Regions from separate parts of the Homo sapiens genome. Here region 2 is linked to region 1. Evidence: read pairs that join two places in POLR2A ChIA-PET (ENCODE). Cell type or tissue: Panc1. All regions are shown on one strand. Links, peaks and the distances in the headings refer to the core of each region. The heading gives the core; the rest is flanking DNA. Region 1 overlaps LOC105373938 (a long non-coding RNA gene). Region 2 holds the start of LINC01173 (long intergenic non-protein coding RNA 1173).

Region 1 (16,063 bases), core at 1,414-3,913:
GTGTGTCTTACGATGTCCACATATGTATGCGCAGTACTTGCTATAGTCATGCCTCAAGCATCCTCAAACCAGTCCACATCCTAGAGAGGAATTAACAGAGGTCAGAATGTTTAAACAAAGTGGTTAAAAAAAAAAAGAAAAAAAAAACAAGAACACATTACCTTATATTCTTACTACAGTAACTGGAATTCTTCTTCAGCTCCTATGAGCCAGGGAGACAACATTACTGGTTTAGATGTAAGTTGTTTATGAACTGTTTTCTTTTTGTATCCTGGAAGGCAGAAAGGTCTCTAGATGTTGCTTCCTGTTGAATGTGTGCTTTTTTTCCACCAGTTTTTGTTACTTGCTCTTCTAAAGGCCTCTGGATCAAAAGAAAAAAAAATGAGCTATTCATTCATAACATTCAATTATTCAATAAGCCTTTCCAGTGGGAACACATACAGCAAAATCAATAACTTGGGTTTTTATTTTTTTTTAGTACAGAGATAACACATTTGTTTCAAAGGATTAAAATGATTAGAGAAATGTGTAGAGTAAAAAGTAAGCATCGATCCTAAGTTCCTACCCTTTCCCAGATTCCATAGTTCACAGTGAATTATACTCTACCAGAGGTTTTCCCCAAGCGTTTGCACGCGTTGGGTGCGTGCATGTGTAGATGATACATATGTGCGTGATGTGTGTGGGTATATATACGTGGACATGCATCTATGTATAAAGACAGTGTGGTAGGTTCTAAAATCAGGCTGCCCAGCTTTGAATGCCAGACCCACCACTCACCTGCTGGGTGACATAAAGCAGGGCCACTCAGTACCAGTGTTCTCACCTTGAAGTGGGTACAGTGCTCCCCAGGATTAATGGAGGTGCTGCATGGAGACTGCTTAATGTAGTGCTGGGCGCACGGCACATTGTTTACAAATATAAGCTGTTACTATTCGTGTTTACACACACATATACGTTATTCTTTGTTTCACATTAATAAGTTGAAGACAGTGAAATTTGGATGTCTCAAAAGGACTCCACTTGGCAAATCTCTCGGTGAGCGCTGGCTCCTCTGTGTTGGGGTGTACTCAGCGGCTCTGTTGTCTAGGAAAGTAAGATGCACACAGATGAGCAGGGAAAGATTGGGGTAGGTTTGACAGTCAATGTGCTGCATCTGTTACTAACACCAGCAACAGTTCAATCACACCAAGCACCACCAATTCATTCCAAGGACTTCTCAGAATAGATACAACACTCCCAGAAAAAGCAGCCCGGGCAAGAATAACTCCCAAGTAATATACACTATCCCAAACTCTACATAAGCTCTCTAATATGTTATAACATTCTGACCACCTATAAAATACACTTCATATTAGGAAATAACTACTCAGAAATTGCATGTGGCCCATAATGAAAATATCTCTCTATGGACAAAAACATTCTCAGCAATGAAATAAAAAGAATAATGTTCTTCTGGTGAAGTGAAATCATTAATGATCAAAATGCCCATGTCACAGGGAAAATAGAATACAAATGTACAAAACACAGCTAAAGGGCAAAGAAGAGCACAAGGCATAGGATATTTTTCAAATGGAATCTGTAAGAGTAGAAATTTAATCGTCAATGTGGGTGAATGGATTTTTAAATTAGTTGCCTCTGACTCAGAATGCAGAGAGAGGACCTGTTATCAAAATGCAAGCCTAGATACATACCCTCTGTTGGTGATAAAATTTGGATATTTGTTCCTTCAAAATCTCATGTTGAAATATGACTCCCAATGTTGGAGGTGGGACCTGGTGGGAGGTGTCTGGGTCATGGTGACAGACCCCTCATGGCTTGGTGCTGTCCCCCCAATAGTGACTGAGTACTGGGGAGATCTGGCCTTTGAAAGTATGTGGCACCTCCCCCTCTTTCTCTTGCTCCCACTTCGCTTTCCACCATAAGTAAAAGCTCCCTGAGGCCTCATCAGAAACTGAGCAGATGCCAGAGCCATGCTTGTACAGCCCACAGAACTGTGAGCCAAATATATCTCTTTTCTGTATAAATTACCCAGTCTCAGGTATTCCTTTATAGCAACACAAGAACAGCCTAATACAGTGGATTTAAGTTGAGGGAGAAAATGCTGCTTACATGATTCACAAGCCTACAGAATGACATTCATTTGTTCAAGAAATACTTATTGGACATCTGCTGCATGCCAGCCCCGAGCGTGGCCCCAGGGAGTGAGAGCCCTGGTGAGACAGAGGCAGCTGAGATTCCAGAGTGGACCCAGGCAGAAGGGGAACCACAAAGCCTACAGGTGGTGATAAGCATCCTAAAAGAAAGCACAGTGGGCTGTGAACTAGGATGAGGTGAGACCTGCTTTATGTGGGAGGGCTGGAGAAGGCCCTAGGGGAGGTGACATTGGACCCGAAGGGAAAGGAGTGGAGAGGGGCGTGCTGGGCAGAGGGAACAGCATGTGCAAAGACCCTGAGGCTTGAAAGCGCTTCACACCCTCAGGGAACTGAAATGACACCAGTGAGGCTGGAGAGAAAAGAATGAAGTGAATGGAAAGAGGGAAAGAGAGAGATTCCAAGGGGACCGTGTTGGGAAATGGGGGCTCATGGGGCATCTAGATGCTGCCCATCCTCTGTAACTTCCCCAGCAGCTTGGAGAACGTTACTTTGCCAAGAATTCAGTGAGACACTAGCTATAAGAGAGAGCAAGACTTCGGTTTTGCCAGAAAATGTTGGGTGATCTGTTTGCCATTCTGAGAAGCCTCTATCCTTCCAGTTCTAAAAAGCTGTGACAGGGAGCCCCACCACATGGCTGACTGTCCTTAATAAATGTATATGCACTGGGCCTGGGCACTGCGGCTCACGCCTGTAATCCCAGCACTTTGGGAGGCCAATGTGGGTGGATCATCTGAGGTCAGGAGTTTGAGACCAGTCTGGCCAACATAGTGAAACCTCATCTCTACTTAAAAAAAAAAAAAAAAAAATAGCAGGTGTGGTATCACATGCCTGTAGTTATAGCTACTCAGGAGGCTGAGGCAGAAGAATCGCTTGAACCTAGGAGGCGGAGGTTGCAGTGACCCGAGATCGAACCACTGCACTCCAACCTGGGCGACAGAGCAAGAATCTGTCTCAAGAAAAAAAAAATTCATATGCAGTGGGACATAACCCAGGCATCCCAGGAGCATACAGAATCCAGAAGGGATGCAGAGACAAAATGATCTGCTGAAAAGAGTTCTGTGGCTTTAAGGAAACTTCCAGAAATACTTCTAAACAAATATTCATTACCTTGCTCATTTACTCACTTATCCATTCAACAAATATGTGTGGAATGCTTACTGTGTGTCAGGCAGTGTGCTAGGAGCTGAGGATAGGAAGATAGGTATGTTCTAGATTCTTCTACTTAAGGAGTACACAGTTGCTATCATTCTATATAGTTAGTCTATAGAACGATAGTTGGATAAGTGTCAGGGTACACAGAGGAAGGCCACCTGGACCCATCCTGGATGTAGGTGGGCATGGGTATCCTCAGGGATGGATGATGAAGGGTGAATACGATTTGTTAGTAGGCTTAGAAACAGAGCTGGGGGGCCGGGCGCCGTGGCTCACGCCTGTAATCCCAGCACTTTGGGAGGCCGAGCGGGCAGATCACTTGAGGTCAGGAGTTTGGGACCAGCCTGGCCAACATGGTGAAGCCCTGTCTCTACTAAAAATACAAAAATTAGCTGGCTGTGGTGGCGTGTGCCTGTAATCCCAGCTACTTGGGAGGCTGAGGCAGGAGAATTGCTTGAACTGGGGAGGCAGAGGTTGCAGTGAACCAAGATCGCACCACTGTACTCCAGCCTGGGCGACAGAGCGAGACTCCGTCTCAGAAAAAAAAAAAGAGAAACAGAACTAGGGGACAGACATCCCAGGCAGAATCTGCAAGTGCAAAGTTTGGAGGTTTGAGGAAGTTCCAGGGAAGGAGCAAAGGGCTTTCTGTGTCTGGCAAGGAGAGTGGGATATTTCTGCGAGGCCAAGGAACACCAGGCCAGACATGCAGGTTACCTCAAATCCCAGAAAGTCCTGCAAAGCATAGAATCAAAACTGTACAAGGCCAGTTGTCTGCACGTTAATATTTCAATGTCAAACTATGAAAATTTAACAAAGGCATTTTGGTGAGTTTGGGAATGTAAAAAAGAGGTGACAGGTTTGCAATCCACAGCCAGTCTTGTGATTAAGAAATAGCACGAACAGCAGAACATTCTGCCCAGAGGGCTGAGATTTACTCACACTTGTTCCTCTGGTTCACACATGGCTTTTCCACATGGCCTGGGAGAAGTTGCTTTATTTCTTAAAAAAAAAAAAAAAAAAAAAAAAAAATCAGGGATGGGCGCGGTGGCTCATGCCTGTAATCCCAGCATTCTGGGAGGCCGAGGCGGGCGGATCACATGAGGTCAGGAGCTTGAGACAGACCTAGCCAACATGGCGAAACCCTGTCTCTACTAAAAAATGCAAAAATTAGATGGGTGTGGTGGCGAGCGCCTGTAATCCCAGCTACTCGGGAGACTGAGGCAGGAGAATTGCTTGAATCCTGGAGGCGGAGGTTGCAGTGAGCCGAGACGGCACCACTACACTCCAGGCTGGGCAACAGAGCAAGACCCTGTCAAAAATAAATAAATAAATAAATAAATAAATAAAAAAAAATCAGTAACTACTAGTCATGTCAACATGGATATCAATTGGATTTAAATAGGGATTTAAATTGGTGTTTTCCATTTACATCAAAAAAGGAGAAAGATCTCAAACAACTTAACATCATGCCTCAAGGAAATACAGAAAGAAGAATAAACTAAGCCCATTGTTAGTAGAAGGAAAAAAATAATAAAGATCAGAGGAGAAATAAATGAAAGAGACTAAAAAAAAAATACAAAAGATTAATAAAACCAAGAGTTGGTTTTTTGAAAAGATAAATGGCCAGGTATGGTGGCTTATGCCTATAATCTTAGCACTTAAGGAGGCCAAGGGGAGGTGAATCACTTGAGGCCAGGAGTTCGAGACCAGCCTGGCCAACATAGTAAAACCCTGTCTCTACTGAAAATACAAAAATTAGCCAGGTGTGGTGGCGTGTACCTGTAGTCCCAGATACTCGGGAGGCTGAGGCATGAGAATTGCTTGAACCTAGGAGGTGGAGGTTGCAGTGAGCCAAGATCTCATCACTGCTCTCCAGCTTGGGTGACAGAGCACGACTCTGTCTCAAAAAATAAAAAAAAAAATAAAGAAAGAAAAAGAAAAGATAAACAAAACTGACAGACCTTTAGCTAAACTAAGAAAAAACGAGAGGACAAATAAATAAAGTCAGAAATACAAGAGGAAATAATACAACGTGATACTACAGAAATATAAAGGATCCTAAGAAACCTCATGGTTTCACTGCTGAATTTTACCAAACATTTAAAGAATAACTAATACCAATCTTTCACAAACTCTTCCAAAAATTAAAGAGGAGGAAATACTTCAAACTCTTTTTATGAGGCCAGCATTACTCTGACACCAAAACCAGAAAAAGACACTACAAAAAATAAATCAATACATAAATAGGTAAGTAAAACTACAGGCCAGGATCCCTGTTGAACATAGATACAAAAATCCTCAAAAAAATACTAGCAAGCTGAATTCAGCAACACATTAAAAGGATCATTCACCATGATTAAGTGGGATTTATCACAGGATAGGAGGATGGTTCAACAAATGTAAATCTACAAATGCAATACACCACATTAACAGAATGAGGGACAAAAACCCTGTGATCATCTCATCAGACACAGAAAAAGCATTTGACAAAACTTGACATCCTTTCATGATAAAAACTCTCAACAAATTAGGTATAGAAGGAATGTACCTCAACACAATAAAGAACATATATATATGGTAAGCACACAGTTAGCCTTGTACTCAATGGTGAAAAACTGAAACCCTTTCCTCTAAAATTCAGAACAAGACAAGGAAACCTACTCTCACCACTTCTATTTAACATCATGTTGGAAGTCCTTGCAATTAGGCAAGAGAAAGAAATAAAAAGCATCCAAATGGGAAAGGAAGAAGTGAAATTGTTGCTGTCTGTTATCCCATACAGAGGAAACCTTAAAGATTTCACCAAAAAACTGTTAGGACTTAGAAATTAATACGTAAAGTTGAGGATTACAAAAGCAACACATAAAAATCAGTAGTTTCCATTGATTTGTTGACACTGCAGACTTTCCAAAAAACAAATTAAAAGAGCAATCTCATTTACAATGGCTTCAAAAACAAAAACAACTTAAGAATAAATGTAGCCAAGTAGGTGAAAACCTGTATACTGAAAACCATAAAATGTTGATGAAAGAAATTGAAGAAAACACACATAAACAGAAAGATATCCTATGTTCACAGATTGGAAGAAGTAATATTGTTAAAGTATCTGTGCTACCCAAAACAATCTACAGAATTAATGAAATCTCTATAAAATCTCCAATGTAATTTTACATAAAATAGAAACAATGATCCTAAAATTCATACAAAACCACAAAAGAAATCCAAATAGCCAAGGAAATCACACACAAAAAGAGCAAAGCTGGAGGCATGACACTACTTGAATTCAAACTATACTACAAAGTGATAGTAATTAAAACAGCATGACACAGACATAAAAATAGACACATTAACCAATGGAACAGAATAGAGAGCCCAAAAATGAATGCACATCTGTACAGTCAATAGGTTTTTGACAAAGGTGCTAAGAATAGACAATGGGAAAAGGACAGTCTGTTCACTAAATGGTACTGGGAAAATTGGACATTCATATGCAGAAGAATAAAATTGGATCCTTATCTCACCCCATATACAAAAATCAACTCAAAATGGATTAAATATTTAAACATAAAATATTAAAAAAAATAGCCATGTCTCAAGACTTGAGACTATAAAACTACTGAAGGAGAATATTGGGGAAAAATTACATTAGTCTACATAATGATGTTTTTAGATTTGATTCCAAAAGTACAGGTAAGAAAAGCACAAATAAACGAAGGGGATTACATCAAACTAAAAAAGCTTCTGTACGATAAAGGAAACAATTAACAATGAAAAGGCATCCCACAGATTGGGAGGAAATATTTGCAAGCCATATATCTAATAAGGGGTTAATATCCAAAATATATAAGGTACTCAAACAACTCTATTAGGAGAAAAAAAAAAATCTGATTTTAAAATAGCAAGAGACCTGAATAGATATTTCCCAAAAGAAGACATATAAATGGCCCACAGATATATGAAAAAATGTTCAACATCATTAATCATTAGGAAAGTGCAAATTAAAACCACAATGAGACATCAACTCACACCTGTCAGAATGGCTATTATCAAAATGACAAAATGTAGCAGTGTTGGTGAGGGTGTGGAGAAAGGGGAACCCTTGTAGGCTGTTGGTGGGAATGTCAATTAGTACAGCCATTATGGAAGAGAGTATGGAAGTTCCTCTAAAAACTAAAAGTAGAATTACCGTATGATCCAGCAATCCCACTTCTGGGTATTTACCCAAAAGATTTGAAATAAGTATGTTGAAGAGAAATTTGCACTTCCATGTTCATTGCAGCACTATCCACAATAGCCAAAATATGAAATCAACCTAAGTGTCCATCAACAGATGAATGGAGAAAGATAATGTTGTATATATACACGGTAGAATACTATTCAGCCTTTAAAAAGAAAGAAATTTTGTAATTTTCAGTAACGTAGATGGAAGAGAAAAACATTATGCCCAGGCACAGAAAGACAAATACCACATGTTCTTACTTATATGGGAAATCTAAAACAGTCAAACTCATTGAAATGAAGAGTAGAATGGCGGTAACAGAGGCTGGGGGTTGGGAGCATGAGGAGATGACAGTCAAAGGGTACAAAGCCTCAGTTAGACAGGAGGAATAGTAGTTTTTTTCTTTGAAATCTGTTGCATAGCATGGTAAATATAGTAAATAATAGTGTATTGTATGTTTCAAAATTGCTAATAGAGTAAATTTTAAGTGTTCTCACCCTAAAAACTGATGAATATTTGAGGTGATGGATGTATTTGTTGGCTTGATCTAATGACTTCACATTGTATTCATGAATCAAAGTATCACTTTGTATCCCATAAGTATATACAACTATAGCTTGTTAATTTATAATAAAAATGATAATTTGATATAATCAGAAAAAAATTGCTGTTTTCAAGAAAGTGAGGGGGATGTGGACACAGATTCCATAGCAAAACCTGCAAATTTTTCTTCTCTTTTGCTGTTGTGTCTACTGGTGGGTGGACTTTTCTCTCTGTGTGTAAGATGTTAGAGAAGGCATTCTCTCTTCTTCCCTCCGTCTTCCTCCCTGTCTCCCACTCTCCCTCTTCTTTTTTCTTTCTCTCCTCCACCCTCCTCTCCTCTCCCTCCCTCTCTTCTTTCCTTCCCCCTTTTCTCCTGCATTATAAGGAGCTTTACCGCTTAGCTACCTTAGCCACATTTCTGTTCTCGTTGACCTTTTGAGGGCCAGAGAGAAGCACAGATTTGAGATTGCTGTTTAGATAGCACATTTCTCACTGGGGAGAGGTAAAGGTCTGGTGAACATGTGGCTCTTAACATCTGGAAAGTCAATAGCAAACCTTTGTATTCCTGGCCTCTGGTGCATTTTGGGTTGCCTGCCTGCCACTCTACCACCTTGTTCATGAACTGTACCCCCATCTTCCTTTAGGGAGTCACACTCAGATGTGTGCTTCTGGTGGCACCCACAGCTCCTGACTCCAGGACCAGCCAATCGGAACCTCCAAACCTCAGGGGCAGACACCTGAGCCAGGTCAGGCCAAGGGGACAGAAACCCGGGGCTTTTGCTGGAAGCATGCGGGAGAGAAGCTGCAAAGAAGCCATGTCCATTTCTTATTTCCATTTTGTTTTGGTTATAAAGGGCAGAGGAGGGAAATGATTTGCTTCTTTATGCTTGCTTGTGCATCAGGTGCTTTTGAGAGATAGTTTGAAAAAGAAAAAAAGAAAACAAGAAGTGCCCTGGTGGGGTGCTTGTTTTGTGCGGGGCCCCATTTCTGCAGCCCAGTAGGTGATGAAGAGAGCTCACGCTTGCTGGGACTCTAAGACATCTGAGCCTGGACCTCACAGTTCATTCTTCCCCAGCGGCATGCTGGCCTGAAAGCAGGTACTGGCCCTGGAGAGGAATTTGGAGGCTGCCAGGTGCCCTGCGCCTCTGGTCAGTGCAGAGCAGGGCAGCACTTGGAGCTGTCACTGAAGAGAGGCTGTGTAGGGCGAGGGCCCGCTGCGGGCTCAGCTTTGGGGTGATCTCTCCCTAAGGACCTCCCCTTGAGCTGGTAGTTTTGTGTATCAGCCTGTCTCCCTAGGGGTTCTGGGAGGGCAGAGAGTGGAGGGCAGGTGGCTCTGCTCCCTCCCCAGGTAACGGGCATGGTCAGAGAGGGCCACTGTGGGGGCAGTAATCTCACAGGCTCACTGTCTACACACACTTGGAAAGAACAGGGAGGGGGCTTCCTGATTTTCTCCTCTGAGCATCCGAATCTAAATTATCATAGATGAGGGCAGGAAGGAACTCGTCTATTTCTGGAGTCTAATATGTGAGAAGTTCTTTTAGACAGCAACTAAAGGACTGGGTCTCAAAAACTGTCACATATTAAAAATGTCTAATTCTATGCTGCAGGCTAAAAGCACCACCGCCCTCCCACCAGCCCTCCTACGTCTGTTTCTGATGTCAATTTCTAGTTCCTTCTCCTCATAGAGGCAGGGTATGGAATCTAGGCAATGGGACACTGGTTTCTGGGCTGCTTCTTAGTCCTGTATAAACCTGATCTATTTCATCTTCACAAGAACCGGCCACCCGTATCTCTCAGGGGAGGACTCCCAGGCCTGGCAATTGTCTCTGTTTATGCAGTTGTTCCAAATGCCACCTTTGGATTCCAATTCTTTATCAGTTGTTTACATGGGAAGTTCTTCCTGACATTTATTCTGCTCCGCACCTTGCAGGTGGACCACCCTGCCTGGGCTGGGGTACTCTCTGATGCCCTGGCCTTTGGGTCTAGCGTCTCAGGCAGCTGTGGAAAGAGTCAGGCAAAGGCATAGATTGTCATCTTCAGATCTCTCTGCATACTTTCCAGGTTAGCAAGTTCCCCAATAAGCACCGAGTCTGTGGAAAGAGTCAGGCAAAGGCATAGATTGTCATCTTCAGACCTCTCTGCATACTTTCCAGGTTAGCAAATTCCCCAATAAGCACCGAGTCAAATTGAACTAATAGCTCTTGAGTGCTTCTTCTGAGCCAGATACTATGCTGCACACATTGCCTCCTATTATTTTCATTTTTACAAACTCATTCTCAGTGATTAAATACTTTGCCCAAGATCACAGATAGATAGCTGGGAAGTGGCACATGACAGGCTCGAACCCAGGTCTCCCTAACAGCATATGTTTTTCACCTGCAACTCTTGTGCCTACTGATGCTTCCCCACAGGTGAGGGCTGTACAGTCCTAGGTGTGCCCATTGCTGCCTGTGTGACCTTGAATAGGTCACTTTTCTTCTCTACAGTTGGATCAAATAAGCAGATGAACTAGATCATCTCTGAAGTCCCCTCAACCCTTGACAGGCCAGGTCCATGTGTTCATTGAATAAACGTGTAAGAGCCTACTGTGGGCCAGGCATTGTTGGAGTCACAGGGAATATTGCAATGCACATGCTGTCACAGAATTAAAATCAGGTAGGGGTAACAGGCAATAAATGACAACATAAAAAAGTCTAGGGGATGCGTTTTCCTTTCTCCTTTCCCTAGACTTGAGAATCACTGCCAAGGAAGATCATCAAGAACTCCAAGGGAAAAAAGGGCCGTTCAGAAGGAGAGGGGGCTATTCCCACACACAGAGGCTCCCAGGGTTGCAGTGTGCCCCGAGCACAGGCTAGAGTCTGACATCTCTGGGGTGGAATGGGATAAAGGCAGACTGTTTCTTCAGGCTTATTTTTCATGCCCCTGTGTGCTCCAAGGGGATTTAGACAGTTCGTGATAAATAATACAAAGTCCATAAAGCCATTAAAAAGAAAGGAAATGTTTAGGAGCCTTGTAATATGGACTAAAGATGGAAGGAGTTGTGTTTTTTTTTTATCCCAGCAAAACTTGGCTGAGGTGTATGCCTGCAACGGAGCATAAGATTTAACACCGAGCTCCCAGGTAACTAAAGAAAATGGAACACACAGGAAGTTATGAATACACTAATTATCCACTAACAATAATTTTATCACTTATCCAGAGAGACCAGAGTTTTTCACCTCTAATGCGCACAGCGCACCTGATGGATATGTATTTCTTCCCTCGGTGTTCTTACAAATTTCTTTCTGTTCCCAGGGTTGTGAAATTTCTTGAGATGTCACTTTGTGTTCTATTTTCATCTATTGTGATTTGTGATGAACAATTTAACAGCCTTTCAATCTGGAAACACACGTGCTTCTTGTGTTTAAATTGTGGGAGATTTTCCTGAATTTTTTTCTTTAATAATTTGAACCCGGCCTGGCGCAGTGGCTCATGCCTATAATCCCAGCTCTTTGGGAGGCTGAGCGGGGGTGGATCACTTGAGGTCAGGAGTTCGAGACCAGCTTGGCCAACATGGTGAAACCCTGTCCCTACTGAAAATACAAAAATCAGCCAGGCGTGGTGGCGCATGCCTGTAATCTCAGCTACTTGGGAGGCTAAGGCTGAAGAATCACTTGAACCCAGGAGGCAGAGGTTGCAGTGAGCTGAGATTGCGCCACTGTACTCCAGCCTAGGTGACACAGTGAGACTCTGTCTCAAAAAAAAAAAAAAAAAAAATGAGCCCCTCCATTTTCTGTCTCTGGAACTCTGATTTTTTTCTCTCTCTGGGACTCTGATTTTTTTGGATGTTTGACCCTGTGTTCTTTATTTTTTTCCTCATGTATTCCCTATCTCTGTGTCCATTTGCTCAGCTCTTTTTAGATACTGGCTTCATTTTATTTTCCAAATTTTCTACTGAATTCCAAAATCTTTGCCATTATACTTCTAATAGTCTATTTTTTTTAAACACAAATATTAGCCTCCCACCAACACTATTCTGCACCTTACCTTCTGCCCAAACAGAATATCCTGGAAATGGTGTCAAAGCAGAGGACAGAGTGTTGCCTCCTTCTCTTTAATGGACATACAGTGTTTCATTGCATGGCTGTGCCAGACTTTATTCACCACGTTGGGGTGGTTCTGAAGGATGACGGGCATCCACTAACTGAGAGGGGGCTCTGGGCATCACAGGTAGAGGAGCAAGTCGGTGGGAAGATGTGGGATGTGAGATAGCCTGGGACATTGCAAGAACTGGGCATGGGTGGCCAGGATGAGATTGTAGTACATGTGTCTGTGCGTGTGTGTTGGAGAGAATGTGACTTGAGAGTCAGATGAAGGACAGGTCGCTTTTCCAAGTGATGTTAACAGAATACTCTAGACTGAAAAGCAGAGGAGGGCCGTGAGGACATCTGTTCCTCAGAAGTTCCTCCTATCTGCAGTGTGGAAGGTGGACCAGAAGGGGATGAGACTTGGGTCATGAAGGACAGTTAAATGGTTGTTTCAGAAACCGGGGCAAGAAGTGATGAGGGTTGGAACGGGGGCAGTGGCAGTGTGGTAAGCAGAGATGCTCGATGTGAGGACGGCAGGCACTGTCTGGTTTGTGGCTGTGTGGAGGGAACGAAGGAGAAGACTAGCACGATGCCTCCGTTCGGCCAGTTGACTTAGCAGACAAAGTCTCCCTTCACAGGATGGGGAATCCCAGAGAGGAAGCAGTTCTGAGGGGAATGAAGAACTTAGGTTTGGACATGTTGAGTCTGAGATATTTCTGGGACATCCAAATAGAGATGTCCTAATGATGGGGGTCTGATTCTTAACCAAGAGGTGTGGGCTGACGTTGTAGATTCATCGGGACAGTGATGGAAACTGTCATTCACTCCTGGACACCTTGGCGCATGCTCTCCCTCCACTCGTTCCTCTCTCACTGTATCTCCCCTGATGCTCCTCGAGCACATGCAGCAGGGACCTGCCTGAGGGTCTCTGGACTTGCTGTTCTGTTTGCCAAGTGCACGCTCCCCAGGACTTCATGTTGGCCACCTTCCTGTGTCATTCCATCTCTGATCAGCAGCCTCCCTCTCTGATCACCCTAATCCAGGTAGAGCCCTCTCCTAACTGTTACTCTCCATCAGCTTCGCCTCCTTTTCTTTTGCTGCCCAGTGTTTATCATCACCTGTCTTTGTGGTACATACTTAAGCATTCATTTATTTGTCACTTGTTCCTTGCTCTCCGCCCTCGCTCTGCATTGAAATGTAAGTTCTTCCAGAGGAGAGGCGATTGCCATATCCACTGGGCCTAAACACTCCCTGGGAACAAGTTGGTGCCCCAGAAATATTTGTGGAGGGAATGAGTGAGTGTCCAGAGGGAGTCAAGGGAAGACTCAGAAGGTACCCTTGGGGAAACAGAAGGGAAGTCAAGGTAGCCCAGCCTCCAAAGGCCAGGAGAGAACAGATTTCAAGTAGGAGAGATGGGTCAGCCATGTCAGATGTGAGTGGGATGGCAAAAAAGAGAAAAGCAAAGGACCCCTGTTGGTTTGGCAACAGGAAGAGCATGGGCTGCTTTAGCCATGACAGAGGGGCAGAGGGCGGAGGGCAGACTGGGAGGTGAGAGTGGGTGACTAGGGGTCAGGATGTTTTTAAGAAATTTGTTATGCATAAAGACATACAGAGTGATTTAATGGACTTTGTGGACTCCGGGGCAGGTGGGAGGCAGGTGAGGGACAAAAGAGTACACATCGGGTACAGTGTACACCGCTCAAGTGATGGGTGTTCTCAGTCCCAGACTTCACCACTACAGAATTCATCCGTGTAACCAGAAACAACTTGTACTCTCAAAGCTATTAAGATTTTTAAAAAAGAGAAGAAACTGGCTATGAGTGGATCAAGATAAGGGAGGAGCTAGAAGGAGACCAAGATATTTTCCTTTTTTTCCCCCTCCAAATCATTGTTTATTGGTTTTGAGGTGCAACAGCCAGATAAATGACAGGGCACAGTCTGAATGGGCACCTGGAGGTGCCTTTTCAGAGGCAGAAGCATCTGAGATGGTCGCCAGAGTCTAGAGGTGGCAGTGGGGGCAGGAAGCAGGCAGGGCCTGTGCCCTCTCTGTGGAGGCAGCGGTGCACCGCCGGGTCAGTCTCTCTCTGCCTCAGCCCCTCTACTGCTCCCCTCTCCCCATAAGTAGGCTCTGATAAAGCTGGCCTCCATAAGTATGGATTTTCACACATTGTATGTTGCACTTGCTAGTGTGACTGAGGCTGGTGAGAGTCAGGGGTGCCTCTTATTACAGTGTTGTGCTGTCTGAAGTCCCTACCTTGGCCTGTGGACCTGGGCTTCGCCTTTCCCTCGGCTGCCTCTGCTCTCCACTTGTCAGGCTGTCAACACAGAGGCAGCCCTTCCTGTTCCCCACCAGGAAACCTGCTCTCCAGGCAAACCCGGCCACTGGAGGTAAAGAGTCAGTTTGGGGCCAGGCACAGTGGCTTACGCCTGTAATCCCAGCACTCTGGGAGGCTCAGGTGGGTGGATCACAAGGTCAAGAGATTGAGACCATCCTGGCCAACGTGGTGAAACCTCGTCTCTACTAAAAATACAAAAAAATTAGCCGGGCATGGTGGTGCACACCTGTAGTCAGTCACAGCTCCTTGGGAGGCTGAGGCAGGAGAATCACTTGAACTCAAGAGGCGGAGGTTGCAGTGAGCCGAGATCGGGCCACTGCACTACAGCCTGGTGACAGAGTGAGATTCCGTGTCACACACACACAAAAAAAGAATCAGTTTGGAAGGAAGAAGACCAGGATATCCAACCCCTTCCCATTTGTGAAGGAGACTTCCAGACAAGGCAGTGGTGGAGCCTTGGAGGAGGTTCCCATGCTCCCGAGTTTTCTCAGCATCTCTGCAGAACACAGAAACAGGAAGTTGATGTGTGCCCAGGAAGTGAAGTGGGAATGCAGTCCTCAGGCTGGAAAACTGAGGTTTGGGAGCAGATGGAAGGGCCACAGATGGTTGTGTTATAAAGGGACAACCAGACGTAGATGGTCAGAGAGACAACACTATCGCCAGGACAGCTCTGAAAAATATGATGATAACATTTCAGAGAGTCCAGAATGGAGACGGGGCAAAACCAATAATCAAAAGATTTGTAGAATGAGCCGGGCGCAGTGGCTCACGCCTGTAATCCCAGCACTTTGGGAGGCTGAGGCGGGTGGATCACTTCAGGTCAGGAGTTCGAGACCAGCCTGGCCAACATCACGAAACCCTAATTCTACTAAAAATACAAAAATTAGCCAGGCATGGTGGCGGGTGCCTGTAATCCCAGCTCCTTGGGAGGCTGAGGCAGGAGAACTGCTTGAACCTGGGAGGCAGAGGCTGCAGTGAACCCAGATCATGCCATTGCACTCCAGCCTGTGCGACAGAGCAAGAGTCCATCTCAAAAAAAAAAAAAAAAAAAAAAAAAAAAAAAAAGATTTGTAGAATGAAATACAAATCAGACCGAAAATAGAATTCCAACATGAGGAAATCATGGCTGGAGAGGGCAGGCAGTGACCCGAGTTGAACATATGGAGATAAAGCCATGCAACTTTTAAGACACGATTTTTAAAAGTACTTTGTTGTCATTGTTGAAAGAAATGATTTGCAGAGAAATATGAAAATGATGATGTTTACAGATGCAGATTAATTTGGGTAGGGGTGGGGAGGTAAGGAAGAAAACTTCGAAATCTACTGTTTTCCTTATAAGGTTATTACAAGGCTCCTTTCCTTATTGACTTTGACAGTTAGTTTCCATTAAGTTTAAGAATACATTTTTAGGCTGGGTGCGGTGGCTCACGCCTGTGATCTCAACACTTAGGGAGGCCGAGGCGGGCGGATCACGAGATCAGGAGATCGAGATCATCCTGGCTAACACGGTGAAACTCCGTCTCTACTAAAAATACAAAAAATTAGCCAGGCATGGTGGCACGTGCCTGTAGTCCCAGATACTCGGGAGGCTGA
Region 2 (16,063 bases), core at 8,918-11,417, 260 kb after region 1:
TGCCAAAGGCTATGGGAGCCTACCTCTTGCATCAGTGTGCCCTGGATGTGAGACATGGAGTCAAAGGAGATCATTTTGGAACTGTAAGGTTTAATGACTGCACTATTGGATTTTGGACTTGCATAGGGCTTGCAGACTCTTTGTTTTGGCCAATTTTTCCCATTTGGAATGGGTGTATTTACCCAATGCCTGTACCCCCATTGTATCTAGGAAGTAACTAAATTGCTTTTGATTTTACAGGTTCATAGGTTGAAGGGACTTGCTTTGTCTCAGATGAGACTTTCGACTTGGACTTTTGAGTTAATGCTGGAGTGAGTTAAGACTTTGGAGGACTATTGGAAGGGCATGATTATGTTTTGAATTGTAAGAACATAAGATCTGGGAGGGGCCAGGGGCAGAATGATATTGTTTGGCTGTGTTTCCACTCAAATCTCATCTTGTTGTGGAAGGGACCTGGTGGGAGGTAATTGAATCATGGGAGTTGTTACCTCCAAACTGTTCTTGTGGTAGTGAGTGAGTTCTCACAAGATCTCATGGTTTTATAAGGGGCCTTCCCCCATTTCATGCTGCACTTCTCTCTTGACGGCCGTCATGTAACACGTGTCTTTGCTTCTTCTTCACCTTCCGCCATGATTGTGAGGCTTCCCCAGCCAGGTGGAACTGAGTCTGTTAAACCTGTTTTCCTTTATAAATGACCCAGTCTTTGGTATTTCTTTATAGCAGTAGGAAAATGAGCTAATACAAGGAATATGTGTATGTGTGTGTGCACATGTGCATGTGTAAAAACAGTGCTGGTATAAATCTTAAAAAAACGCTATCTCAGAGGAAAGGGATAGCAGGTAGAGAAGCTAAATTCTTTGAATATATCTCGTTTTGGAATTTGACTAGAGGAAAGGGATAGCAGGTAGAGAAGCTAAAATTCTTTGAATATGTCTTGTTTTTGGAATTTGACTTGGGACATGTACATATTTTTACATAGTTGCAAAACAAAACCACCATTAAAACCATTCATAAAAATAGAAGGCAAAATAGAACAAATTTCATGATGTATGCATTTGATGTCGTACCACACAAAGAGAAACTATTTCAAGTGGTTTCCAAATATGGTAATTACAGTATACATTCCAAGTGGGATATAATGTCAGGACCAAAAAAAAAAACAACAACCAAACAAACAAACAAAAAAAAGCCAAACCAACCTCCCAAACCCCCAAGCCCTTCCCACCAAAAACCTGCTAAAGATCTTAAACAGTTTTCAGCAATTACCTTTTTGGTGATAGTGTTGGCATTCTTATTTGGAGGCTATTTGTGTGTGAGTAGAAAGCAAATCAGTAATGATGCTGGTGTCATTGAGAACCAGAATTTTCTGTGTGGGAGAAAAAAGAATAGAAGTAAGATTAATCAATTTTAGTAAAAAGCCTATATCCAGAATCTGGATCGGAAGCTAGCAGTATGAATTAGGAAGTGTTTTATCTTAATTTTTAGAAATTCCCTAGCCCTTTTTTTTTCTTTTGAGACAGAGTCTCGCTCTGTTGCCCAGGCTGAAGGGCAGTAGTGTGATCTCAGCTCACTGCAATCTCTGCCTCCCAGGTTCAAGTGATTATCCTGCCTCAGCCTCCCAAGTAGCTGGGATTATAGGCATGCACCACCACGTCCAGCTAATTTTTTGTATTTTTAGTAGAGACAGGGTTTCACCACGTTGGCAAGTCTGGTCTCAAACTCCTGACCTCAGGTGATCTGCCTGTCTCAGCCTCCCAAAGTGCTGGGATTACAGGCGTGAGCCAACACGCCCAGTCAGAAATTTCCTAGCTTTATAAAAGGCCTAGTAACAATGAATCACTATTAATTAGCACCCTTTGAACCCAGATTGTGGTCTCTACATATCATTTCCCACAAAAAGGAACCAGGGCTCTTGAGAAGAGTTAATACAGATTCTGCAGTCAAGGAAAATGCAGGATGTGTCTAGAATTTGTCATAATATCAAAGAAACCTGTTGGAGATTATTATAGGCACATTCAAAGAACCGAGGAGGAGAACAGGCAAAGCTAAGCTATCGCAAGAGAAAGTAAACTCATAATTGCTTGGGGCCCAGATTTGGAGAAGGGTAAGTGATTGCAAAAGGATATAAGACAAAAGCCTACTGTTTTTCTTCTTGGGTGAACCTGAACCTGAAATTAAGGTTGATGTGTTTTGGAGAGCTTTGTGATAAGGTCGGCAGGTGACCACCAGAGACTTCCTGGAAAGGTCAGCTGGGGCAGATCCCAGGCACAGGAAGCCAAGATGGAAACTGCCCTTTCTAGCTGTTGCCTCTACTCTGCCCTCCTCCCAGATGATCTGTGGTTGTTTTCATTTTTCTGAGCTTCTGACTCATATTGTGAATGGCCCACTTGACCTCTGCATTGGATGTCTCATAGGCATTCAGTGTTTCCAAATCTCAAGCTGATTTCTTGACCTCTCACCTGCAGCCTACGCATTAACATTACTTTAGGCTTTTCCATCTCTGGGAAACTACCACCTTCTGCTCAGTGGCTCAAGTCAGAACATGGAATCTCCTTGACTTTTCCCTCCTCTACTGCTCCCAACCCCCAACCCATCAGCAAGATCTGTCTGCTGTAACTTTGAAGGAGGTCTTAAATTGCCCTCTTGCCTCCTGGTTCACCAGGACTGCTCTGTGCAAACTGCTGCATATCTCCTTCACATTGTCAATGAAAAGAGTCAAACTCTGTAAAATATTTGAAGAGATTTATTCTGAGCCAAATATGAGTGACCATGGTCTCTGACACAGCCCTCAGGAGGTCCTGAGAACATGTGCCCAAGGTGGTCAGGGCACAGCTTGGTTTTATACATTTTAGGGAGGCATGAGACATCAATCAAATACATTAAAGAAATACGTTGGTTTGATCCAGAAAGGCAGAACAACTCAAAGCAGGGGCTTCCAGACTATAGGTGAATTTAAACATTTTCTGGTTGACAATTGGTTGAGTTTATCTAAAGACCTGGGATCACAGAAAGGAAATGTTCGGGTTAAGATAAAAGATTGTGAAGACCAAGGTTCTTTTGAAGTCTTATGGTGGCTGCCCTTTAGAGATAACAGATGACAAATGTTTCCTATTCAGATCTTTAGAAGGTGCTAGACTTTTAGTTAATCTCTTTAGGATTGGGAGGGTCTTGAAGAAAAAGAACTAGCTAGGTTAATAGAGATTCTTTATAGATGCAAATTTTCCCCCACAAAGGACAGCTTTGCAGGGCCATTTCAAGATATGGCAAAGAAACATGTTTTGGGGTAAAATATTTTGATTTTCTTCCTTGTCTCATAATGTTATGCCAGAGTCAGGTTGGAAAGTAAGTCATCCTATATAGGGTTAAATTAAACCCATCTGATGAGAATTTATGATTTGTAGAACATGACTCCCCAGACCCTTGAGATAGAAATTCGGACAAGATAAAAAAAAATCAGATGATAGTCCTCAGGATCACCACAATGTCTTTCAGACTCACTCCTCTGAGATCCACCTTCCATACAGCAGCCAGAGGGACGTTATTCAACCAACCAGATCTTATCACTCCAGACAGTGGCTTCCCCTTGCACTTCCTGATTAAAATCCTGAATGTGGCCGGGTGCAATGGCTCATGCCTGTAATCCCAGCGCTTTTATGAGGCCAAGGTGTGTGGATCATAAGGTCAGGAGTTCAAGACCAGCCTGGCCAAGATGGTGAAACCCCATCTCTACTAAAAATACAAAAATTGGGCCGGGCATGGTGGCTTATGTCTGTAATCCTAGCACTTTGGGAGGCCGAGGTGGGCAGATCACAAGTTCAGGAGATCGAGACCATCCTGGTTAACACGGTGAAACCCCATCTGTACTAAAAATACAAAAAATTAGCCGGGTGTGGTGGCACATGCCTGCAGTCCCAGCTATTCGGGAGGCTGAGGCAGGAGAATCACTTGAACCTGGGAGGTGGAGGTTGCAGTGAGTCAAGATCTCACCACTGCACTCCACCCTGGGTGACAGAGTGAGACTCCGTCTCAAATAAATAAATAAATAAATAAATAAAAATAAAATCCTGAATGTGCCTTGCCAGGCCCTGCAGATGTCCCATCCCCCTGGAGTTATCTTATGCCACTCTCTTCTCTTTTGTTTTCTTGAAAATGCCTACCTCTTCATTTGCCAAAAGGCCTTTGTTCCTAGTCCTGCACTTGGAATGCTTCCAATCTCTGCTGCAGCCCTGGCCCCAGCATAGCCCTGCTTTCCAACTCCATTGACCCCCCAGGACCCAGTGTGGATGCCAGGTCCTCAGCAATGCCTTCTCTCCTCTCTCCAACCCCCAGTATTAGTCAGGGCTCCCTGCTTCCTTGGACATCACCCTAAGCACCCTTCTTACCTAGTTCTCTCTTCTGCCTGTAATTATATTAGGTTGACACAAAAGTAATTGCATTAAAAGTAATGGAGAAACTACAATTACTTTTGCATCAACCTAATACATTTACTTACAGGTTTATTTGTTAATGCTTGTCACCCCATGAAACTGTGGGTCCATGGGGGCAGGAGCCTATTGGTTTTGTTACCTACCACTCCATCCCTCACTGAGGAGCTAGGTAAATATTTGTTAAGTGAATGAATCGATTCATTCACACTGCTGATATCACATCAGCCCTTTTGTTAGAAGCCTTTAAAAACCTCCAGTCTCCTATAAGGCTCTATCTTCCTTATTCCAAATTGCTTCATACTTTGCTTTATTTTTTTTGGAGACCGAGTCTTGCTCTGTCACCCAGGCTGGAGTGCAGTGGTATGATCTAGGCTGATTGCAACCTCTGCCTCCTGGGTTCAAGCGAACCTCCTGCCTCAACCTCCCAAGTACCTGGGACTACTGGTGTGTGCCACCATTCCTGGCTAATTTTTGTGTTTTTAGTAGAGACAGGGCTTTGCCATGTGGGCCAGGCTGGTCTCAAACTTCTGGCCTCAAGTGATCCTCCCACGTGGGTCTCCCAACATGCTGGGATTACAGGCGTGAGCCGCTGTGCCTGGCCCATACTTGCTTTCAGTTTATTTTTTGTATCGTATACTTTCACTCCACACCCTATTGCCAGTTTCACCTCAGTGTAGCCACATTTCTCTTGGCCTCTGGAGCTCTATTTTCCATACTAAAACCTTTATCATCCTTTAAAGTTCAGCTCCAACTTCACTTTTTTGGTGCGGTCTTTCCTTCTAGAAGTCTGTAACATTTGCTTGTAACACTCGAGCTCATGTTTCTTTCTGCCTCATAGTAAATCAGGTGCTTTAATACCTCCCTTTACCACTAAATTGAAAGAATAAAAATCTCTTAGTTGTTATGATATTCGTCTAAGTTTGTAGCTCATAGGAGTTGCCAGGGAAAGATATGTTTGTCAAATTAATAAAAGCTTTCTTTAGTTAAAATACCATCCTCTGCAGTTACAAGGTTCCATCTCCTGGATCTTTTAAAGCATTTGTATTTGTCAGTATAAAGCATTCACAAAAGGATTCACTTTAAACCTTGCTGTGGACTGATCCCGCTGGGGATTTTCTATTAATCATTTAGTATTGGGTATCTGGTGACGACGGTCGTAGGGAAAAGCAATGGGAGCAGAGAAGCAAAATCCCGCCCCAGGCACATGATGGTCTTTGCACAGCCTGGTCTTTGAGTTATCGTCTTTGTAAATGGATATGGTGGCACAATTTCAGTGCCAAGAAGATAGACTGTTTTCATTTATTTTACATTATACGTTAGGACCTAAATATAAATATTCCAGCTATTCATCTCAGCATGATTTGGTTGTGGAAACATAATCGGAATTGTCTAAGAGACGCAGGCGGTGTCTATTTTGGTCCTGGCACAGGAAACTCAGCCTTTGTCCATTTTTACAGTTTGATTTATGGGAGGTTAAAAATTCATAATGCAGCAGCTAACCTCCAGCAAATATTGTTTTTTGCATGAGCCAATTCAAACGCTCCCTCATCTCAGGTTTCCTGTTCAAACGGTCTAGAAATGTGGAGTTTAGCTGCTACACACCAGCTTAAACTACTGAAAATCAGCCAGCCTTTGCCCTGTGGGGATCGGGAGGGGCTCAGCCCAGAAGACAAAGAGAGGGGCTAGGGAGCCATCCATCCACCTCTCAGGCACACTTTCTGTGTCAGCTGCCTGATGCTTGTTATTTTACTTAATCTTCCAGTAATCTCATGACATAGACCCCATTAGCTTTACTTCTCAGAAGCAGGAACTGAGACAGGTTAAGCAACCTGCCTGAGCTTGCAGCACTGGTGAATGGCCAAATGGCTTGGCCTGACTGTCAGGCTGTATGTGGGGCTTCCTGCTGCAGACAGCAAGCTGCAGCATGGTGGGATGTCTGCAGCTTACTGCTGGCTGTCCTGCTGCCTAGAGGCAGCGATGCAGAGAATTCATATAGTGGAAGTTGCGGGGGGGGGTTCATTTTCTTCTGGGCAACAACACAGAGCTGCCCTGTGCTTTGTGAAGTGTGGACACATAAGAGCATCCTATAGTCAAAGCGTGAGCTACACATCTAACTGTGCCAGGGGACAGGTAAACCCCCCTTTCCCTGCAGACACTGCTATGGATGCCTCACTCTCCCTTCTACCTCCCCAGGCTCTCAAAGGCCCTATGGACGGCTCTGGCCCACAGAAGCTTCTGATTGTTTGAAAGGAGCATCAGGGCCTAAAGGCTGCTCCGTGGGTGCTACTGCAGGGTGCGGCTGTTCCAGGACTCAGGGCTTGTCAGGATCCCGCGTGTGTGAGTGCAGGCCCCAGAGACTCCACACTAATTGCACCTGCTCAAAACTCTCTCCTAACTAACTGGACCACAGAGGCCGTGAGATAAAGAGACCCTGCCCTGGGCCAAGAGAAACACTGATGTAAACAGACAGGGAGACCAGGATGGAGGAAGCACGAAGGTGGCAGAAGGACACCCATGAGGTCTGCTTGGCAGTGCTGGGCTAAGTCAGGAGATGCAAGTGTTGCGCTGGCAATGCCATGGCCTGGGGATTTGAGGAAGCCTCTCCAGGCTCCTTATCAGGACGTAGATTTCATGGCTGACCTAGAGCTACCTGAGCAGGCCGGATTCATACTCCATCACTTTCCATTAAAATATCCCAAAAACAGGCCGGGCATGGTGGCTCATGCCTGTATTCCCAGCACTTTAAGAGGCTGAGGTGGGAGGATCACCTGAGGTCAGGAATTCGAGACCAGCCTGGCCAATATGGTGAAACCCATCTCTTCCGAAAAATACAAAAATTAGCTGGGGATGGTGGTGGCCACCTGTAATCCCACCTGTAATACTTGGGAGGCTGAGGCAGGAGAATCGCTTGAACACAGGAGGCAGAGGCTGTAGTGAGCAGGAGCTGAAATCATGCCATTGCACTCCAGCCTGGGCGACAAGAGTGAAACTCCGTCTCAAAAAAAAAAAAAAAAAAAAAATCCGGAAAATAAAAACATCTAACAGCTTGGAAAATTAGGACCTAGAGTTTCTAGGCCAATGTTGGACCTAGAGTTTAGGATGACTATTTGTATATTTTAGCAGAGCTTGGGTTTAATTGAGGAACACAGGGAATTCCCCCAAGTCCGCTGCATGAGATCAGCATAGCAGGTCCCAGAGAAGGTAGGAAAAGACTTTGACCCCCTGGGTGATCTTTGTTTGAGTCCACATTAATCAGAAAACAGAGCGGACACCCTCTCACTGCACAAGGTCACTGCACAAGGACTATCTCTGAAGCTATCAGCGGTGTTCCTACTTTCATCTACCTTTATTCCTCCTCTATATCTTTGAGCTCTAGTTCTCGACATGGTGGTGGGTGGGGGAAGGTCACTTGGCCACCTGCACGTGGACAGGGTAGTTCAAGGGAGGTTGTAATTCATGAAAACTTCTCTGGGTAGAACAAACATTTAATCCACAGGGGGAAGAACACTCACCATATACTAGGCAAGACCAACACACTACATGGGATTTTTTTAAAGGAAAAAGATAAAAATTCACATATATTTAGACAAAAGAGAAAAGAGGGCAGATTATTTAAAAACAAACAAAAATTAATCTGACATCAGACATTTCTGCAAAAGCCAGGGGATGATGTCCCCAAATTCACACACTTCTAAGAGGTAAAAATTGAGTCAAAGTTAGGTACAAAGACTATCATACCCAGCCACACTTTTACAACACAGGGTCATCCTTGGTTACATTGGGGATTAGAAAATGACCATTCACATTCTCTTTTATAATTAGTTAAGAGATATTCTAGCCAACATAAAAGCAATCAATATAAAGAATTAATTACCAAAAAAAGAGCACCTTACTTAGTCACCCCTTTAGTTAATAAACATTTATTGAATGGTTGCAAGGTGCCAAGGCATTGTGCTAGTAAGCAAAATTTTGAACAAAACCAGAAAGGTCCATGCCCTTGTGAAGCCCACAGTCCAAGGGACAAGAGGGAAATAAACAGGCAAACACCTACCAGGAGACAGGTAACATAGTGGCATGGTGCATGGTGGGATGGTGACAGGGTGAGATGGTGGTGTGGTAACTTGATAACATAGTTCAGTATGACAGGGTGCATCATGACACAGTGGTACAGTAAGTAACATCTCACCATATCATGGTGAGATGGTGGCATGGTGATGTGGCATGGTGATATGGTGATGTGACATGATGGCATTGTGGCAAGATGTGATATGGTGGCATGGTGATATGGTGTCATGGTGATGTTGTGACATGGTGACATGGTGGTATCGTGGCATGGTGGCATAATGATGTGGTGATATGGTGGCATGATGGTGTGTGACGTGATATGGCATGATGATGTGGTGGCATGGTAACATGGTGGCATGATGATGTGGTGGCATGGTGGTGTGGTGAGGTGGTGACATGGGGACATTGCAGCATGGTGGCATGATGTCATGGTGGTATGGTGGCATGGTGGTGAGTTGATGTGTGGCATAGTGACATGGTGGAATGATGGCACGATGGTGTGGTAGCATGGTGACATGATGGCATGGGTGGCATGGTGGCGTGGTGACATGGTGGTGTGGTAATGGGGTAGCATGGTGGTATAGGGGCATAGTGGCATGGTGGCTTTAGGGCATGGTGGCTTGGTAACATGGTAGGTACGGTGATTCTAAAGAACCAAGCCCAGTTCAGGGTGGCCTGAACACAGGGTAGGTGAGAACTGAAATGGATCGAACACAGAGACCACACAGCACCACAGCCCATGAGGCCTAGGCAGAGGCTGTGTGGTCTTGATCACTAAGGCTCTGCCACTTCTTAGCTCAGCATCTGGCTCATAGTATAGGTCCTCAATAAATATTTATTGGATGAATAAATGAGTTACATTAAAATGGCCTAAAAAGAGAAAAAAAATCTCAAATAATTTTTACTTTATTAAAAATAGCAATGATAATATACGTCGATCTAGGTCTATAATGTGAAAGTAAATTAACAAAGACTAGGAAATAATCAAGTGCATAGGAAGAGATAAAGTGTAATAAATTTTAAGTCTTATGTAAAAAGGAGTCAAAATAATTGCTTTATTCTGGACTTAGATAATTAGAGAACACATTTAAATAGATATTTTAAAAATTAAAAGTATTCATTGGTATAATTTTTAAAAATACCATCGTACAAATAACATGAATATAAAAGAAAGCTACAGTAAAGTATACAATGGAAAGCCTAACAAAGCAAGATGAGAGGCATAAGGGTCAAGCATTTTCGTTATGATGATAAATGTTGGCAGTTTAAATTCCGCTATATCAAAGCAAAGTCTTATAATAGGAAGCAAAAATAGGATATGATACAAGAAATAAATATTAAGGAGAGCTCTTTTACAATTTAAAATAAAAGACTGGGGAAAGATAGACAGGAAAGTTCACATGACAGAGGAAACGATTATTTCAATATGAAGAAAATGTAGGCATCAACTCAAGGAGCCTTAAAGTGGCAATAAAAGTCATGTTGTGTTATGAAAGGTATTAGCAGTAAAAATGGTCCTTAGCCTTCATATGCTGAGAAACACAGTACTGGCACTGTATATTCACATTTTAAAAGTCAAGAAGAAATGATCAAAATACAACTATTAGGGAGAGTTTATCAGTACCACTACTCTATGGTAGATCAGGAAACAATGAAAAGAGAATTAGTTGCGTGTGGCTGCCATAACAAATTGCCACAAATGTGATGGTTTAAAATGACACATATTGACTGTCTCACAATTGTGCAGGTCAGAAGGCTGTAATCAGTTTCACTGGGCTGAAATGGAGATGTCAGTAGGGCCTCACCGTCTCCAGAGGCTCTGGGGAGGACCTGTTTTCCTGCCCTTTCTTGTCTTTTCTAGCTTGGAGCTGCATTCCTTACATTCCCTGGCTCCTGGCCCCTCCCTCCACCTTCAAAGCCAGCAGCATAGCATCCAGCTTCAGTGGTCACAAGGCCTTCTTCTTCTCTATCAAATCTCTCTCTGCCTCCCTCTTGTAAGAATACTTGTGATTTGCATTTAGGGCATACCTGGATAATCCAGGTGAGAAAAGAAAAATAGCTGAGAGCAGTCTGAACGATGTGGGCAGAACTTACCAGGCTCAGAGATACTTGAGCACAGGGCTTCAGTCTCACCCTGCCCTTCCACACCTATGCTGGGGGCAATTGTTTAAAAGCATTTCAGACCAGATGTCTCACCCTTATATCCTGTTCCTGGAATTAGTGATACAAAAGACAATGTATAGCCATTCAATAGACTATGTTATTTTAATGTAAATTGTTGGTGAACAGCTTAGGAACTGCCTCTCCTTCTTTTCTTTAAAATCCGACTTGTAACTGCTGTTAATTAGAATGTAGATTCAGGGCAATTAGGATCTATGCTCCTGGGTTGCAGTCCTCAAATTTGGCCCAAATAAACTCTCTACTTTTATTAATTTTGCCTCAGTTTTTTTTTCCTTTAAGTTGATTCAGGATAATCTTCCCATCTCAATACTGTTAATCACATCTGCAAAGTCTTGTCTTATAAAGTAATATCCAAAGGTTTGAGGGATTAGGACCTGTATATCTTAAGGGGCCACTGTTCAGCCTATCACAATGATAATGTAAGACTTAGAAAAGATAAAGATAAAGCTCGTACTAATAGGACTACTAATTTTTGAATGTCCATGGAACATTTACAAAAGTTGCATATATTTGCCTCTATAAAATCCTCAGAGCAAAACTTGTTATTCGTGAACATAATTTTCTAAAATTCAAGATTTATAATAAACATTTAGAAAGAATAACCCAATTAGTTAAGATATAACAAATAAAATAAAAGCCCTCTCAGATAACTAATAGGATATCAAATATTATTTCAGTATATTTAGAAAATTATTAAAAAGGAAGACACTATGTAACTAAGGCTTTCCAAGGTATTGGGAGAGGCCAATTATTAACCCTAAATGCTTTCATTTCCAAATGAAGAAGAAAAAAAATATATGTTATCCTTCAACGTAGGGAATTAGAAAGAACATAATATAGATGAAATCAGAAATTAATGACTTTTAAGATGATGGGATTAATAAGTGAAACAAAAAATGATTTATTTGCAAAGACAATAAATACCTCTGCCCAGTGTAGTCAAGGAATAGGGAAACTGTAGAAAAATAAACTTAGTGAAGGTCTTCGTTTCTCATTCCTATCAACACATTACAATGTTACTTTGGAGGCTCTGGACAGAAGACAAAAACAAGTAATATACATTTGATATGAAGAAGATAGAAGTATTACTATTTGCAGCCAGTATGATTGTATATAAACACCCCAGATTGTCAATCAAAATAACATATGGATTGTGGATAGAATTCAGTGGCTGATTCTGAAAGTAATATATAAAAAATCAGGTCTTTATAATGTCTATAACCACTTGGAAAACATACAAATAATTATAGATACTATTATTACACACCAAAAAATAAGTAATACCAATATTTACATAACATGTCTTGGATGATAAGACTATTTTGTATGATTAAATTTCCCAACTTACATAATTAAAATAATTCCAAACAAAGTCTCTATACTATTTTTGGGAAAACTTGTTAAAATAAATCCAAAGTTCATGTGGAAGAAAAAAGTGTTGAGAATAAATTTTAAATGTTTTGAAAGAAAGTATTATGAGGGGAAATGACTTTTCCAAATATTAAAAATGCCATAAAGCTGTGTTGATTTTTAGTTCATATAGCCCTATTATTAGAGAAGGAGTTTGAATATGTGATGAAGTTGGCAAAGGCAAATAGTATGAGAAGTCATGGATTATTTAATGGAAAATGCAGACACTGCTAGTTAGAGGGAAATGTGTTGGCTAATGAAACGTGTGGTGAAGCAACTTCCTAGAATATGTTAACTGGGTATGCAGGGGGGTTATTAAAGTCCTGATAAGTCACAAGTTCACAAAGAATATATACTCCTTGATCCATAGAAGAGGTGGCCTGTAGATGTTCCAAGAGAAACCACTGTAGCCTATTTTCTAAAATAATTGAACACACCCACCATACCATAGAGACTCAGCCACAGAGAGAACCAACACCACATACCCATCCTGTTTTCTCAATCCCAAACAGAAGACCAAGAATCACCAGGCAGAGGAGGAGACCTAAACTCTGTGCAAGAAAAATAAAATCTTAAGACCCCAAAGTCACTATGCCAGAGGCAAAAATTCAGCCTGTGAACTGATTCACAAAAAACAAAACAAAACAAAATACATATAACAGAAACAAACAAACAAACAAAACCTGCCTTTCTTTGTTCCCAGAGAGCTGTAATTTCACATGCTAACTTTATCTTATGTAAAATGTAGATTTACTGAGCTCGAGAGGAATGCATTATTGACTTTTCCCCCTACTCCTCTCTTTTTATGTAAAATGTCGATGCAGTGAGCACTAATCAGAGCCTCACAAGAATGTAACTGCTTGCCTCATTGCCTGCCCTCCTTTTTTTTTTTTCTTTCCTCCTTTCACTCCTGTCTGCTCTTTTGCCTTTAAATATTGATGTTCATGAAACTCTCTTCGGATAAAGAACAGGCCACAGATCCTACTGTAACTTCTGTTTTTTTTTCCTGGGTGCATCCTCAACTTTGGCAAAATAAACTTCTAAATTGATTGACATTTGTCTCAGATACCTTTTGATTTCTAGCTCAAACAAGAAAGACCTGAACAAAGAAACAGAAAAAAATATAAACAGAAAAAATATGGTAATTTAGGATACAGAAAATATCTAAGAATAATATTCCAATTAATAGAGAGATGTAAAATTTTTAGTACATAAACCAAGAACAAAATATTCTGAAAAAGAAAGAAATGGAAAAGAACAACTATTTGAGATTTAAAAATAAAGGTGGAGTCAGGAAAATTTTTCCCAAACATAAAAAGATGAAAAAAATGAGAGATATGATGAGACATAAGTGTGACAGAAAAAGAAAACAGAGAAAACAGTGGAATCATCAGATAAAAAACAGAAATGATTGAAATTGATGAAGATAAAACTTCACACAAAAAGAACCTGCTCCCCAATGAATTATAAATGACCCATCCCTAAGTGAATCTTACAGCCTCTGTGATCATGTTTCCCTTTGAATTGAATTCTAGAAAGTATAGAAGTTGTTTCAACCTTATGTCTAGAAAGGTGCTCAGGGACTGAACATTTTCATACTGCGCTTAATTATCTATTTTCAGCTTGTTACCACCACCACTGCACCTCCACCACCATCACATCACTGCTACCGGTACCATCATCACCATAACCACCACCATCACATCACTGCTACCGGTACCATCATCACCATAACCACCACCATCACCACCATAACCACCACCATCACCATCACCATCACATCACTACCATTACCACCACCATTCACCTTCACCACCAGCATAATCACCACTACCACCATCACCACCAAAACCACCACTGTCACTACCACCATCACCACCCACCACCACCACCACCATAACCACCATTATCACCCACCACCACCACCACCATCACCACCAACAGCATCACCACCATCACCACCATAACCACCACTGTCACTACCACTGTCACCATCATCACCATCATTACCACCACTGTTACCACCATCATCACCGCTACTACCCATCACCATCACACCATCACCCTCACCTTTACCACCATCACTATAGGCATCTAAGGCTGGGAACTACATTTCCCAGAATCCCATTCCTTGTGCAGATTTGCTTTAGAGTTTCTACTTACATAAGATGAGGAAAGTGGAATTGACAGTTGCCAGGTCTGAGCCTAGGCCTTAGGAAGCATCATGCATTTCCATTTGCCAGCCTGTGGTCTGCCTTCACTATGAAAAGAACATGCCCCAACTGGCCTCTCTGGTCCCAGGAGGGCAAGAGACTCGTGGAGCAGAGCCAGCAGGGTCTGCAGTGAGAGAGGCCCCCAGCTGACTCACAGGCTTATGAGTGCAAAGGGAATGCTGCAGTTGTCAGCCACGGAGATTTTGTCATTGTCCATTATGCAGCACTTTTGCAGTACTAGTTGAATAATACAGGTGCACTGACCTCATCTTACTTTTCCTATCCTCGTTTTCCATTGTTCCCACGGTTTTCTTCTCTTACTTTTAAAAATTCTACTTTAATACATATATAGTAGTGAGAAGCCTCAAACACTTTTCAGAATAGGTGAAGCACAAATAAGAATGCCCATAAAATATTTTGGAGAATGCTACTTTATCCCTTTTGAATTCCATGCATGTTTCCTATGATTTGTAAATGGTATCATGTGATGGTTCTTAATATTAGTTTGGAATGTAGCTGTTAAGGAGAAATCTAGGATAAAGAAGTCACATGAGAATAATGTCCAATCACTTCTGCCATGGAGGGAGGAAGAATTTTGAAGCCAAATGGAATATTATGAGCAGGTGATGTATATTAAAATAATGCAAATGAGCTAACGGCTGAGTTGAGAGTAATCATTGGCACATAGATTTGTCTCATTCTTCTTTTTTCTTTGAAGAATCCTGTGCTTGTATCTTTTTTACATCAAGGATTTTCTTCTGCCTTATTCTTCTCCAACTCCTTTATTGTTTTAAGATTCATTGCAGTTATAAATTCTGAAAGAAGAAATCTCAAAGTCACAACATAATTAAATCTTAAGCAGAATTATGTGATAAATTATTACAATTATCTTCATTTTATAGGCCAAAGTGCTAGTATGCTTCAGAATGCTTTTTATGTATTGTCCCTCATTCTCCAAATTTAACTTTTTATAGCTTTCTAAAAATGGGATTGTAACATCTCTAATGTTCAGTGATCTGAGAACACAGCGTCAATTGATAACGATAAAAGAAGAAAATCAATCACCACCAATACAAAATCCTAAGGGAATCAACCAAAGTGGAAAACTATATATTTTGAGCAGAGGCTTAAAAGAAGGGAAAATTATGGCTTTGTTAGCTCTTCTCTCCATTCTGCAAGCATAAAGCAGGTCTGCGTAATTTATTTTTGAGGCTACTCTGTAAGCCTATGCTGAGACGCGGTGAGTGCTTGCTGTGAAATGGTTCATTAATTCTCCTCCTGTTTTGCTGCATTGAAGCAGATGATGATGATTAACCTAGCAACATGGGGAAATAGACAAATCACTCTGAACCCCTGGGATGGGGAAACATTGCTCATTGTGTGTGGACAATCAGATTTTTCTTCCTATGTCATAAACGTAGTGTTGTTCTTTCTCTTCATTTATCTAAGTTCTGTGCTGCAGTGGTGCAGTTCAACATGAGGATGTTTGTGTCCTACTCTGAGCTCCTTTGTGATAATATTTTTTAACACAGAGGGTCCCAACTTACCATGGTTTGACTTGTGATTTTTCAACTTTGCAATGCTACCCATACAACCATTCTGTTTTTGACTTTTAGTACAGAAGTCAATAAATTACATGAGATATTCAACACTTTATTATAAGATAGGCTTTGTGTGAGATGATTTTGCCCAACTGTTGGCTAAGGCATGTTTAAACTAGGCTAGGCTAAGCTATAATGTTGGGTAGGCGAGGCGTATTGAGTGCAT

The links. ChIA-PET counts read pairs that join two places held together with the same protein. Peaks named below come from ENCODE experiments on the same cell type or tissue, not always from the same donor. Only the 100,000 strongest peaks of a DNase experiment are listed, where the experiment ranks them.
Region 2: POLR2A ChIA-PET joins it to region 1 with 9 read pairs; 7 of 35 experiments call an interaction of 5 or more read pairs at or near these places.

What each region holds. Positions count from the first base shown.
Region 1 is chr2:234,933,884-234,949,946 of GRCh38, reverse strand. LOC105373938 (a long non-coding RNA gene) reads right to left here. Exons shown (of 7, transcript XR_007088132.1): 2 at 4,245-4,304; 3 at 824-1,083; 4 at 162-361; 5 at 12-80. Among named protein-coding and RNA genes, the nearest start is that of SH3BP4, 10 kb to the left of the region's middle. RefSeq lists an enhancer at 14,487-14,987. In Panc1, for the core only: no CTCF peak of the experiment used is centred there; no DNase peak of the experiment used is centred there; H3K27ac peaks cover 1,324 bases.
Region 2 is chr2:234,680,952-234,697,014 of GRCh38, reverse strand. LINC01173 (long intergenic non-protein coding RNA 1173) reads right to left here and starts at 14,347. Exons shown (of 3, transcript NR_132376.1): 1 at 14,247-14,347; 2 at 1,267-1,366. RefSeq lists enhancers at 1,478-2,677, 8,534-9,159 and a silencer at 4,496-4,790. In Panc1, for the core only: no CTCF peak of the experiment used is centred there; no DNase peak of the experiment used is centred there.